2 separate regions of the Mus musculus genome follow, and region 2 is linked to region 1. The links are chromatin contacts, found by Hi-C or POLR2A ChIA-PET in ENCODE. All regions are on one chromosome and are shown on one strand. Each heading gives the region's core, a stretch centred on a gene start or an enhancer-like site at or near the end of the contact. The rest is flanking DNA. Distances are from core to core; before and after follow the strand shown. Region 1 overlaps C77080 (expressed sequence C77080). Region 2 overlaps Gm12976 (a long non-coding RNA gene).

What was found. A loop is a pair of places that touch in the nucleus more often than their neighbours do. ChIA-PET counts read pairs that join two places held with the same protein, here RNA polymerase II (POLR2A).
Region 2: a loop to region 1 is called in a map of CH12.LX, with 2.1 times the contacts of the local background. The contact joins two enhancer-like sites. A Hi-C loop is called at or near these places in 7 of 37 maps with a recorded cell type or tissue (CH12.LX, gastrocnemius, heart and 2 more). POLR2A ChIA-PET finds 5 or more read pairs at or near these places in 4 of 5 experiments (Patski and embryonic stem cell).

The regions. Positions count from the first base shown.
Region 1 is chr4:129,221,086-129,226,770 of GRCm38, reverse strand. C77080 (expressed sequence C77080) reads left to right here. Exons shown (of 7, transcript NM_001033189.3): 2 at 758-928; 3 at 1,009-1,064; 4 at 1,299-1,419; 5 at 2,260-2,373; 6 at 2,455-4,956; 7 at 5,294-5,685. The coding sequence ends at 5,316. Among named protein-coding and RNA genes, the nearest start is that of Gm12976, 15 kb to the left of the region's middle. Within about 2 kb of position 4,295, at least 1 of the 3 ENCODE cell types and tissues checked has a DNase peak (open chromatin) inside an H3K27ac peak, as active enhancers do; it is heart, where a contact is called at or near this core.
Region 2 is chr4:129,253,776-129,258,949 of GRCm38, reverse strand. All of the region lies in intron 1 of Gm12976 (a long non-coding RNA gene), which reads right to left. It also overlaps a transcript of C77080 not described here. Among named protein-coding and RNA genes, the nearest start is that of C77080, 7.9 kb to the right of the region's middle. Within about 2 kb of position 2,374, at least 1 of the 3 ENCODE cell types and tissues checked has a DNase peak (open chromatin) inside an H3K27ac peak, as active enhancers do; it is heart, where a contact is called at or near this core.

The DNA of each region.
Region 1 (5,685 bases), core at 3,046-5,545:
ATCCTCTGTAATGGAGCTCTGGCTCCTCTGTACCTGGAACCAGGCCAGGGCCTCCAGGAGAGGCCATACCTGGCCTGTTCCCTCAGGAGAGGCTAAGTTCCCAGCGGGAGTTGAGGGGCCTGATCCCTCTTCTCCCCGTCCCTGTGGATCCTTCTAGAGAGTAGCCATATGAGTAAGTAGGTGTCCCTGGCCTATTCCTCCCTTAGGGCTTTCTGGAAATCTGACTGTGACTGACAGCTCTGGGTTTTCATGGCATCTTCTTGGACTCGGGCCAAGGGGCTATTTAAAGAGGGTGGTTTGTTTTCCTTTAAAGTGAAGCATCAGGTCTCGAGACAAGAAATGGATTTGCCATGGGGATGTCTGTGTGGAACCCTGAGTGACCTGTGGGTGCAGTTTTAAGTGTGCTTTGGGGTGTCTGCAGCACGGTGTCAGGTGGATCTGTGGAAGCTGGTGGAGCCACGTTTGCCGGTTTATGCTTGGGTATTGTTTGTGTGTATACACTGCTGAAGCCTGTAAATGCCTCATGGATGTAAAGGGCCTGTGTGTTGACCTTGTGTGGTCCTATTATGTGATGTGATGACTCAGATATATGTGCCCTCCGGTGTAGTTCGTGTGTGTACATGGGATAAGAATGTGTCTAGGCGGTATGGCAGAGGTAGACATCAAAGGGATGTGCTCTGTATGCCTGTGTGGCTGTGCTTGTGAGTCTCCAGCGCCCACATGCCTTCGGGCCTCACTTCCTTCTCCGTCCCATCAGGCTCTGCTAAGGCCGAGAGTGACAACCGTCAGGGCGCAGGGCCCAGCCAGGGGCCAGGATCTGTAGGAGATGAACTTCAGGACAACGTTTTCTTCCCCAGTGGGAGACCTCCTCATCTGGAAGAGCTGCACACACAGGCCCAGGAGGGGCTCCGCTCCCTCCAGCACCAAGGTAAGTCCTGCCCTGTTAGAGTGCTGTTCCCAGCTCCTGGGTCAGGGGCTTGGCCAACAGACCCTTCTGGTGTCTTCCAGAAAGACAGAAGCTGAGCAAGGGCGGCTGGGACCATGGAGACACCCAGAGCATCCAGGTGAGCCCTGTCCCAGCTCCGCCCTGCTCTTCCCTTCTGACTTAGCCTCTGGCATGCATGGCTTTGGGCCTTTCTGGACTAGTTTCTTCTGTATGTTGAAGAGGTAGATGAAATGACTTCTGACAGCTAGTCCAGGCTTGCTCCATCTGGTACCTGCACAGTGCTGGCTGATGCTGGGGGAATCCAGCGGGAGCCCAGAGTAGCTCATCCAAGCTGCTCTTATCCCCCCAACAGTCCTCCCAGACGGGGCCGGATGAAGATACCATCTCCATCTACAGCCAGAAGTCATACATGACGGAGAGCTCCACCGCGGAGGATGCGCTCTCCGTCCGCTCGGAGATGATTCAGCGCAGAGGTGTGTTGTCATCTGCTGGGCTTTCTAGGTAGCAGGGAGAGGTGACAGGCACCATCACATCGCTTTATGTCCTGGTATCTGTGGCTTCCCCTTTTCCTCCTAATCCCAGGCTATGTGATTCAGTGAATTTACCAGACAGTACCCTTTATCTTCTTGGAGGTTCATGGTGGACACTGACCCAAAGCAAGATCGTGAAGGGTTTGGGAACCCTGACTTGTGGTAACTTAGCTGCAGCGTGACCAGGAGTCTAAACCCTTTACTTCTTCAAGTGTCTACTGATGTTCTATAGAAGCTAAAGTGATTGACTTTCAGTATAGCTTAGCTGGTATCATGCTTGCTTTCGCAAGCAGGAAAGCCTGTGTCCAGTCCCTTGCACTGTATGCAACAGTGCGGTGGTACACACCTGGAATCCTAGCGCTTGGGAAATAGAGGTAGGAAGATCAGAAATTCAAAGTCTTCCTCAGCTCCATAGTGGGTTAGAGGCTGACCTGGATTGTATGATATCCCTATTTCAAAACAAAAGCCAAAGGATTGGCTAGGGACAGCCTCAGAGGGCCTAGGGAAGGCATGTCTAACCCCTTGCTCCAAGAAAGTCAGGAGATTACAAATATTTACATCATTGGAATGAGTATCAACCGTTTAACATGGTGATACAATTTGCTCACTAAGTAGTAAGAATCGCTTGCTTAATGGAAAGGTCATTGTTGAATCAGTGAGGGGATTTTTCAGGAGTCTTAAAGAAAGCACGCACGAGTACTTTATTAGTACTGAGCCATGTCTCTAGAGTGCTCAGAGGCCTTCTGCTCTAACGGGTTTTCCCCCTCTGGACTGACTCCTTAGGCTCCACCTTCAGACCCCATGACTCATTTCCCAAATCTGGGAAGTCAGGAAGGCGACGGAGGGAGCGAAGGAGCACGGTGCTGGGGCTGCCTCAGCACGTGCAGAAGGAGCTCGGTGAGCCTTGGTCGGTGAGCAGTGGTGGTGGATGCCCGGGAGCCTGGCCAAGCCCCTCCGCTGACCCCATGTCTGTTTCAGGCCTGCGGAACAACCGTGAGGCACCGGGCACTCCACAGCCTCCTGGTTCACGGGACGCTGTCCGCATCCCCACGGTGGATGGTCGCCCCGGTCTGGCCTTAGGGACAGGGGTCCGAGTGTCCCTGCAGGCTCTGGAAGCAGAAACAGAGGCCGGCACAGATGCAGAGGCTGTCATCCAGCGCCACATCGACCGTGTTTACCACGATGACACGCTTGTTGGCCGATCCACGGGAGCCCGGCCACCGCCACTGACGAGGCCAATGTCTCTCGCAGTGCCTGGACTGACAGGAGGAGCAGGATCTCCAGAGCCACTGAGCCCAGCCATGTCAATCTCACCCCAGGCCACCTACTTGTCGAAGCTGATCCCGCACGCCGTGCTGCCGCCCACCGTGGATGTGGTGGCCCTGGGCCGCAGCAGCCTGCGCACTCTGAGCCGTTGCAGCCTGCTCTCTGCCAGCCCAGCTTCGGTTCGCTCCCTGGGCCGCTTCTCCTCGGCTTCCAGTCCACGGCCCCGCAGCCGCAACGCTTCCTCGTCCAGTGACAACTGGAGCCACTCTCAGTCCTCCGAGACCATTGTGTCTGATGGTTCCACTCTTTCCTCTAAGGGGGGCTCTGAGGGCCAGCCAGAAGGCTCTGTAGCTAGCAATAATGTGGCGCCCCCTCCTCCAGGCGGTAGTGGGCGGGGCTCCCCCAGCGGGGGTAGCACTGCGGAGACCTCAGACACGGCCAGCATCCGAAGCAGTGGGCAGCTGTCTGGCAGGAGTGTGTCCCTGCGTAAGATGAAACGGCCTCCCCCGCCTCCCCGCCGGACCTACTCCCTCCATCAGCGCGGCTCCGCAGTGCCTGATGGGCCCTTAGGGTTGCCGCCCAAACCTGAGCGAAAGCAGCAGCCACAGCTGCCTCGGCCGCCCACTGCGGGTGGCTCTTCAGGGGTGGGGGCAGTATCTTGTCCACCCAGCTCAGCAGGCACCTGGGGCTCTGGCTTGTCCCCAGGTGGCTCCAGGCGTCCCCCACGTTCCCCAGAACGGACACTTTCACCTTCAAGTGGCTACTCGAGCCAGAGCGGTACCCCAACTCTCCCTCCCAAGGGTCTGGCAGTTGCCCCTGCTTCCCCAGGCAAGGCTCAGCCCCCCAAACCAGATCGAGTGACATCCCTTCGATCTCCTGGGGCCTCTGTATCCTCTTCCCTTACATCTCTGTGTTCCTCTTCTTCAGACCCTACTCCTTTAGACCGCTCTGGCCCACAAATGTCTACCCCCTTGAGTGACAGGTTCGTCATACCTCCTCATCCCAAGGTGCCTGCTCCTTTCTCTCCACCACCTTCCAAGTCCAAGAGCTCGAACCAAGCTGCTCCTGTTCTGGCTGCCCCTGCTGTGGCTCCTGGGCAGGTGTCCACCATCGACACCAGTCCTGCATCCCCTTCCATGCCCCAGACAACCTTGACTCCAGCCCAGGAGTCTCCTGTTGCCTCCAAAGATGAGTCACCCCCACCATCCCCACCCCCATCTTACCATCCACCCCCACCACCTACTAAGAAGCCGGAGGTGCTGGAGGAGGCCCCACCTCCTCCGGAAGCTGCTGTGGAGATCCTTCCAGATCCCAGCTGGCCGCCGCCACCACCACCTGCACCTGAGGAACAGGACCTGTCGATGGCTGACTTCCCCCCTCCTGAGGAGGTCTTCTTCAATGCAGGCCCTGAGCTTGGCCCTCTGGAGTCCTGCAGCTCTGAGGCTGCCGTCCCCCCAGCTGCTAGCTTGTCCCAGACTCCTCCGCCAGCTCCACCTCCTAGTTCTGGATCAGAACCTCTGGCCAGGCTCCCACAGAAGGACTCAGTGGGCAAGCACAGCGGGGCTCCCAGGGAGGATTCGGGCACGCCTCTGGTCACACCCTCGCTCCTGCAGATGGTCCGGCTTCGCTCTGTGGGTGCTTCCACAGGGATTCCGAACCCTTCTCCGGGTTCATCGGCCCCTCAGAAGCCTCTGCGAAGAGCCCTGTCTGGGCGCGCCAGCCCAGTGACTGCTCCCTCCTCTGGGCTCCATGCTGCCGTCCGACTCAAGGCCTCTAGCCTGGCTGCCAGTGAGAGTCCTGCGAGTGCTCTGCCCACTGGAATACCCGAGGCAGAGCCACGGTCGCCACAGTCTCCTGCCTCCAAGGCCAGCTTCATCTTCTCCAAGGGCACCAAAAAACTGCAGCTGGAGAGGCCCGTGTCCCCCGAGGCCCAGGCTGACCTCCAGCGGAATCTGGTGGCTGAACTTCGGAGCATTTCAGAGCATCGGCCACCTCCCCAGGCCCAGAAGAAGCCTTCCAAGGCTCCCCCACCAGTGGCCCGCAAACCCTCAGTGGGAGTCCCTCCTCCGTCCCCCAGTCTTCCCAGGACGGAGTCTCTTACTGCTCCATCCACCAATGGGCTCCCTCACGCTGAGGACAGGACTAACGGGGAGCTGGCGGAGAATGGAGGTGTGCAGCTGGCTGCTACAGAGAAGATGGGCTCCCCTGGTTCAGGTACTGTAGGCACTGGTGCAAAATCCGTTCTCAGAGGGCCCACCATAGGTGGGCATGCTCTTGGATCTACAAAAACTGATAGCAGTCTGAGCCTGGAGGGATAGTCGGGTCATGTGCTCTGGCAGCCGCCCGGAATAAATTTCAGTTTTGTCACATTATCTCCTATCTCACTTAGGTTTAAAATGGGGCGGAGACACCCACGATACCGGCTGTCTATAAGTGTCTAGCCTAGTGTCAGTGAAGGGACGGGATATAGGAAGGTTGGGTGAGGAGCGTTTTGGGGGTTTTGTCAGACCCCAGCTGGAAGGCCTGCTGAACCAATGTCCTTTTCTCACAGATCCACAGAAGAAACTGGTCTGACCGTCATCACTCAACTGGCCCTGCTGACCCATCCCAGGGATACAGTCTCTCAGGGACCCGAGCAGCTCCAAGGAACAGAGGATTTGGCAGACACAACCTAAGACAGGATGCCTGCGGCCTTAATCTCCACAGCCTCCATGTTTATGCAAGCCTGGTGTTGCCCATCCTCCAAGTGACCCCTCCCCTCATGCCTTTGCCTGAAAGGATTCACCTCCAGCAGCCCTTCAGCCTCGGCCTTAGCCTCCACTTGAAGAAGGTAGCTGGAGGGAGGGGGTGGCTGTGCCCCACCCCGGCCCCCAAGGCCACAGCGGTGGGAGGGGAGCAGAATACGCGTTTATTTTGTTTCATGTCTGGAATCATGTTTATTGC
Region 2 (5,174 bases), core at 1,125-3,624, 34 kb before region 1:
TTGCATGTATCTTTACGTGGTAAGGAGGGTGTACAGGGGAAGGCTGTGAATAGAAACTGCCTGGTAACACTAATAGTGGACAGGCTGCAGTGGGCAACTGTATCAAAGAAGCATTTCTAAAGTTAGCCATCTTTAATTCTGCAGTGTGTGTGTGTGTGTTGTAGGCACGTGTGTTCAGGTATGGTACATGTGCCTATGCATGTTGAGGCCAGAGGCCAATGTTGGTGTCTTCTTCAATTGCTCTCCTCTCCACTGTGTTTTTGGACACATATATGATCTATCACTGAACCTACAGGACAAACTGGTCACAGAGTAGATGAATTGGCTGGCTAGAGAGTCCCACCACCTACCTCTTATCCCTAACACTAGGATTACAGGAACACCTCTGGGCCTTGACTTTAAAACAAAATCAAAAACTTTTTGTTTTTGTTTGTTTATTTTTATTTTTTTAAAGATTTATTGCCAGGCAGTGGTGGCACATGCTTTTAATCCTAGCACTTGGGAGGCAGAGGCAGGCAAATTTCTGAGTTCGAGGCCAGTCTGGCCTATAGAGTAAGTTCCAGGACAGCCAGGGCTATTCAGAGAAACCCTGTCTCAAAAAAACCAAAATAATAATAATAATAATAATAATAATAAATAAAATTAAATTAAAAATATGTTTATTTATTTTATGTAAGTACACTGTAGCTTCAGACACACCAGAAAAGGGAATCTGATCTCATTACGGATGGTTGTGGGCCACCATGTAGTTGCTGAGATTTGAACTCAGGACCTTTGGAAGAACAGTCAATGCTCTTGTTTGTTTGTTTATTTATTTATTTTGTTTTTCCAGACAGGGTTTTTTTGTATAACCCTAGCTGTCCTGGAACTCACTTTGTAGACCAGGCTGGCCTTGAACTCAGAAATCTGCCTCCCGAGTGCTTAGATTAAAGGCGGGTGCCACCATGCCCGGCTTTAGTCAGTGCTCTTAACCTCTGAGCCATCTCTCCATTCCAACCAAAAACTTTTTAATGATTTATTTTTATTTTATGTGCATTGGTATTTTGCCTGCATGTGCATCTGTGTGAGGGTGTCAGATCCCCTGGAACCGGAGTTACAATTTAACCTACCATGTGTGTGCTAGGAATTGAACCCAGGTCCTCTGGAAGAACAGTCAGATTTTTGAACTGCTGAGCCATCTCTTCAGCTCCCTGGCTTTCTTACACGGGAGCTGGGGATTTGAACTCACGTCTTCACTCTTGTGCAGCAAGTGCTTTACCTCAAGTCAGCTTCTTAGCCCTTCGGCATTTCTTCTGCCTTCCTTCCTTTTCTCCCTCACTCTCTTCCTTTCACCTCCCTTTTTCTGTTCTTCGTTACACTAGGCAAGCTCTCTACTCTGTAGCCCAAGTCTGGATGTTTTACACAATCATAGTTGTATAAAATAGGGATGAGACTACCAACCACACAGCTTGCTGGAAGAGTTTTAAAAAGATCTGACAGATAAACATCCTTTCATGCTGTCTGCTGAAAAACTGGCGCTCGCTCACTAAGGATTAGCCCTTTCCTTCCCTTCCTGGACCTGAGTTTTCACTTGTTAACTGTTTGCATCTTTGTGTCTGTGTTTGTATAATCAGCCCATGAATGTCTCTGTGTGATGTTTATGGGCTACTGAACATGTGAATGTATGTATTCAAGATTTATCAATGAATATCTATACATCTGGGGATGTGATGTGTGCGATTATGTCATCTGGGAGTGCCTGTGTCAGTAGATGGAGTGGGTGTGCTGGCAATGTGTGTGTGTGTGTGTGTGTGTGTGTGTGTGTGTGTGTGTGCATCCGAGTGTTTCAGAATGTTTCTGTTGTGTTTACACATGTTTAGATGTCTGTCTTAGCATATCATGTGTCTGGATGTGCCAGTCTGAATCACTTTGTATGTGGGTGTGTCCCACAGTGTTTATCTCCCACTGTGTTTGTCTAAGTCTCACTGTAGATGGAAGGCTGAGGAGGTCTCTGAGTATCCTCCTTGATCTCTCTCCCTGTGGTGATGGGCAGGAATCTTTGCTCCCAATAGCCCAGCTTAGAGAAAGCCATGTGGAGGTGTTGCCCTCCTAGCCTTGCCCTTGGGCACAGGGCCAGCAGTGGAGTGGTGTCAGCAAACACCTAGAGAGGGGCTCCTCCCACACTCCCTACAGGAAGCATTTCCAGCTGACAGCTGCTCACAGCCCTGTGTCCGAAAGTGCTGACCCCTGTCCATGGAGAGCAGAGAGCAGAGCCAAGCCGGTCTGCTCCGCAGTTCAGGAAATCCCTGCTCTCCCAGGCCGGGTCATCATCCATCTGCCTGAGCTTCGTGTGCTTCTCAGATAGTGTCAGACAGTTGGGGGAAACAAAGCCTATCTCCATGGCAACACGCCTCTGCCTTCCAACTTGGGCAGTTTGGTGGTTTCATGGGGCCCTAGTTGGGCCCAGCTCTGGGATGGGGGTGAGTGGAGGATGAGTTGAGAAGGCTTCTGTACATGAGCTGCACCCTCACACCGACATATCCAGACACTTCCAGCAGGGAAAAATGTCCAGACAAGGCAAGCTCCACGCTAAGGACACGAGCAATTAGCAATTTGGATGTGTGTGTGTGTGTGTGTGTGTAAGTGTGTGAGTGTGTGTGTGTTGAAAACAAGGTTGGCAACAAGCTCCTTTTGTGACACTTGGTTTCATTCAACCATTTGAGACCACACACACACACACACACACACACACACACACACACACACACGTGCACACTCAGTTTGTTTGGAGGACACCAAATTGACTTGGCAGGTAAAGGTGCTTGCTCTGAAGCCCGAGAGCCAGAGCTCCAAAACAAGAAGCCACAGAGGAAGGAGGGAACCAACTGACTCCCCGAAGTTGTCATCTATCATTCCACTCTGTGCTCCTCCACCTCAACACTAAATATGAAGAAATAAAATAAAATCAAGGGGGCTGGCGAGATGGCTCAGTGGGTAAGAGCACCGACTGTTCTTCCAAAGGTCCTGAGTTCAATTCCCAGCAACCACATGATAGCTCACAACCATCTATAGAATGGGATCCAATGTCTTCTTCTGGTGTGTCTGAAGACAGCTACAGTGTACTCATATACATTAAATGAACGAATAAATCTTAAAAAAAAAAGAAAAGAAAAAATACCTCGCTCTCCAGCCCGCCTTTCTTTTTTCCTTTTCTTTCTGTTTTACTTCCTTTTTAAAAAACTTTTTTTATTATTTCAGGCCCCACTTGCTCTGGCCCTGCTCCGGCCATATTTATTTCATATATGTGGGTACACTGTCACTGTCCCCTAACACAGCAGAAGACGGCATAGGATACCCATTACAGATGGTTGTGAGTCACCATGCAGCCACTGGGAACCAAACTTAGGACCTATGGAAGAGCGGCCAGTGCTCCCAACTGCTGAGCCATCTCTCCATCCCCTTCCTTCCTTCCTTTACAAACATCTTTTAATTTTAGGGGCTGGACAAATGGCTTAGTAGTTAAGAGCACTTGTTGCTCTTGCAGAAGACCCAGGTTCAGTTCCTAGCATTCACACGGTAAATTGCAGCCATCTGTAACTGTAGCTCCAGGATATCCCCTTGCCTATGCCTATGCCCTGAACAGCTACAACATCCAACATTTCTTTCAACTTTCCTGAGCACGAATGTGGTGCGTTACACACGTGCAAGCAGCAGAACACCCATGTCACAGGCTCAAGATAAATTTTATAAAATGTTTTATCTTTAATTGTGTGTGTGTGTGGCATGTGAGCACTAAGGCCAGTGACCTCAGAGGTCAGAAGGGGCATCGGAGCCTTCTGAAGCTAGAGTTCCAGGCAGTTGTGAAGCATCCAGTTTGGCTCTGGTCCCTGTGAGGACGATGCATATTCTTTTTTTTTTTTTTTCCGAGACAGGGTTTCTCTGTATAGCCCTGGCTGTCCTGGAACTCACTCTGTAGACCAAGCTGACCTCGAACTCTAAAATCTGCCTGCCTCTGCCTCCCAAGTGCTGGGATTAAAGGTGTGGGCCACCACGCCCGGTGCATATTCTTAACAGTACAAAAAAAAAAAAAAGATATTTTATGTATGTGAAGGAATGTGTGCTTTGTGGTCCCTGTCAGGGTCAGAAGAGAGTGTTTGGCTCCTTGGAACTGGAGTTACAGATGGTTATGAGTCACCATGTGGATGCTGGGAATCAAATTAAGGTCTTCTGAAAAAGCAAGTTGCAGAGTGTGGTGGCTCATGCCTTTTTAGCCTCAGAACAGGTCTCTCTCTCTCTCTCTCTCTCTCTCTCTCTCTCTTTTCTCTTTTTGAGAAAGTGTTTCTTTGTGTAGTTCTGGTTGTCCTGGAACTAGCTCTGTAGACCAGGCTGGCCCCGAACTCACAGAGATTCAAGTCCTATGTTACCACACCCAGCTTTAAACTTGGCTGGTCAGATGACAAGATTCTGGGCAGAACCCAGAATAAAGCTGACATTTCTACTGTTCCTGCTTGTCTCGGAGACTCAGCATTTCCTAATTACTGGCTAACACAAACTGTTGCGGAGATAAATTAAATACTGACACTCATTTAAAACCGTAACTACCACCTATAACTCATAGAGTGTGGGATCTTTAGGACATTAAAATGCCATTGCTGCCCCTGCTGACTCACAGTATGGCCAGCTGATATTATAAGGTGGTCTCTCCTCTTTCCCGACAGGGTGGTTCTGATTCAGCTGGCCTTGGGTTCCTGAGCTGCCTGCCTTTGTTCTCAAGGCCTGAGGATAGGATACAAGCATGTGTTACTACACCCAGACAAGGCTAGAAAGTCTAGGTTTTTTAAAGTGTGTGTGTGTGTGTGTGTGTGTGTTGCGCAGGCACATATGTACCCTGGCACCTCTGTGGAGGCCAAAGCACAGCCTCAAGTGTCATCCTTGCCCTTTACCTTGTCTGAGGCAGGGTCTCTTCTCCACCAATGCATCTTTGCCAAGGCTGTCTGGCTCAAGATCTTCTGTGGATTCCCCTGTCTCTATTGCCCTTTCTCTTGTAGCTTCCAGACTCTCTACACTGTATCTGGCTTCACGTGGGTTCTGGGGAATCCAGGCTCAGATCTGCATCCTTGTACAGGAGGCTCCTTACTCCCAGAACGAACTCCCTACCCCTAGCATTTTGATTTACTAAATAAAATTGATTCATA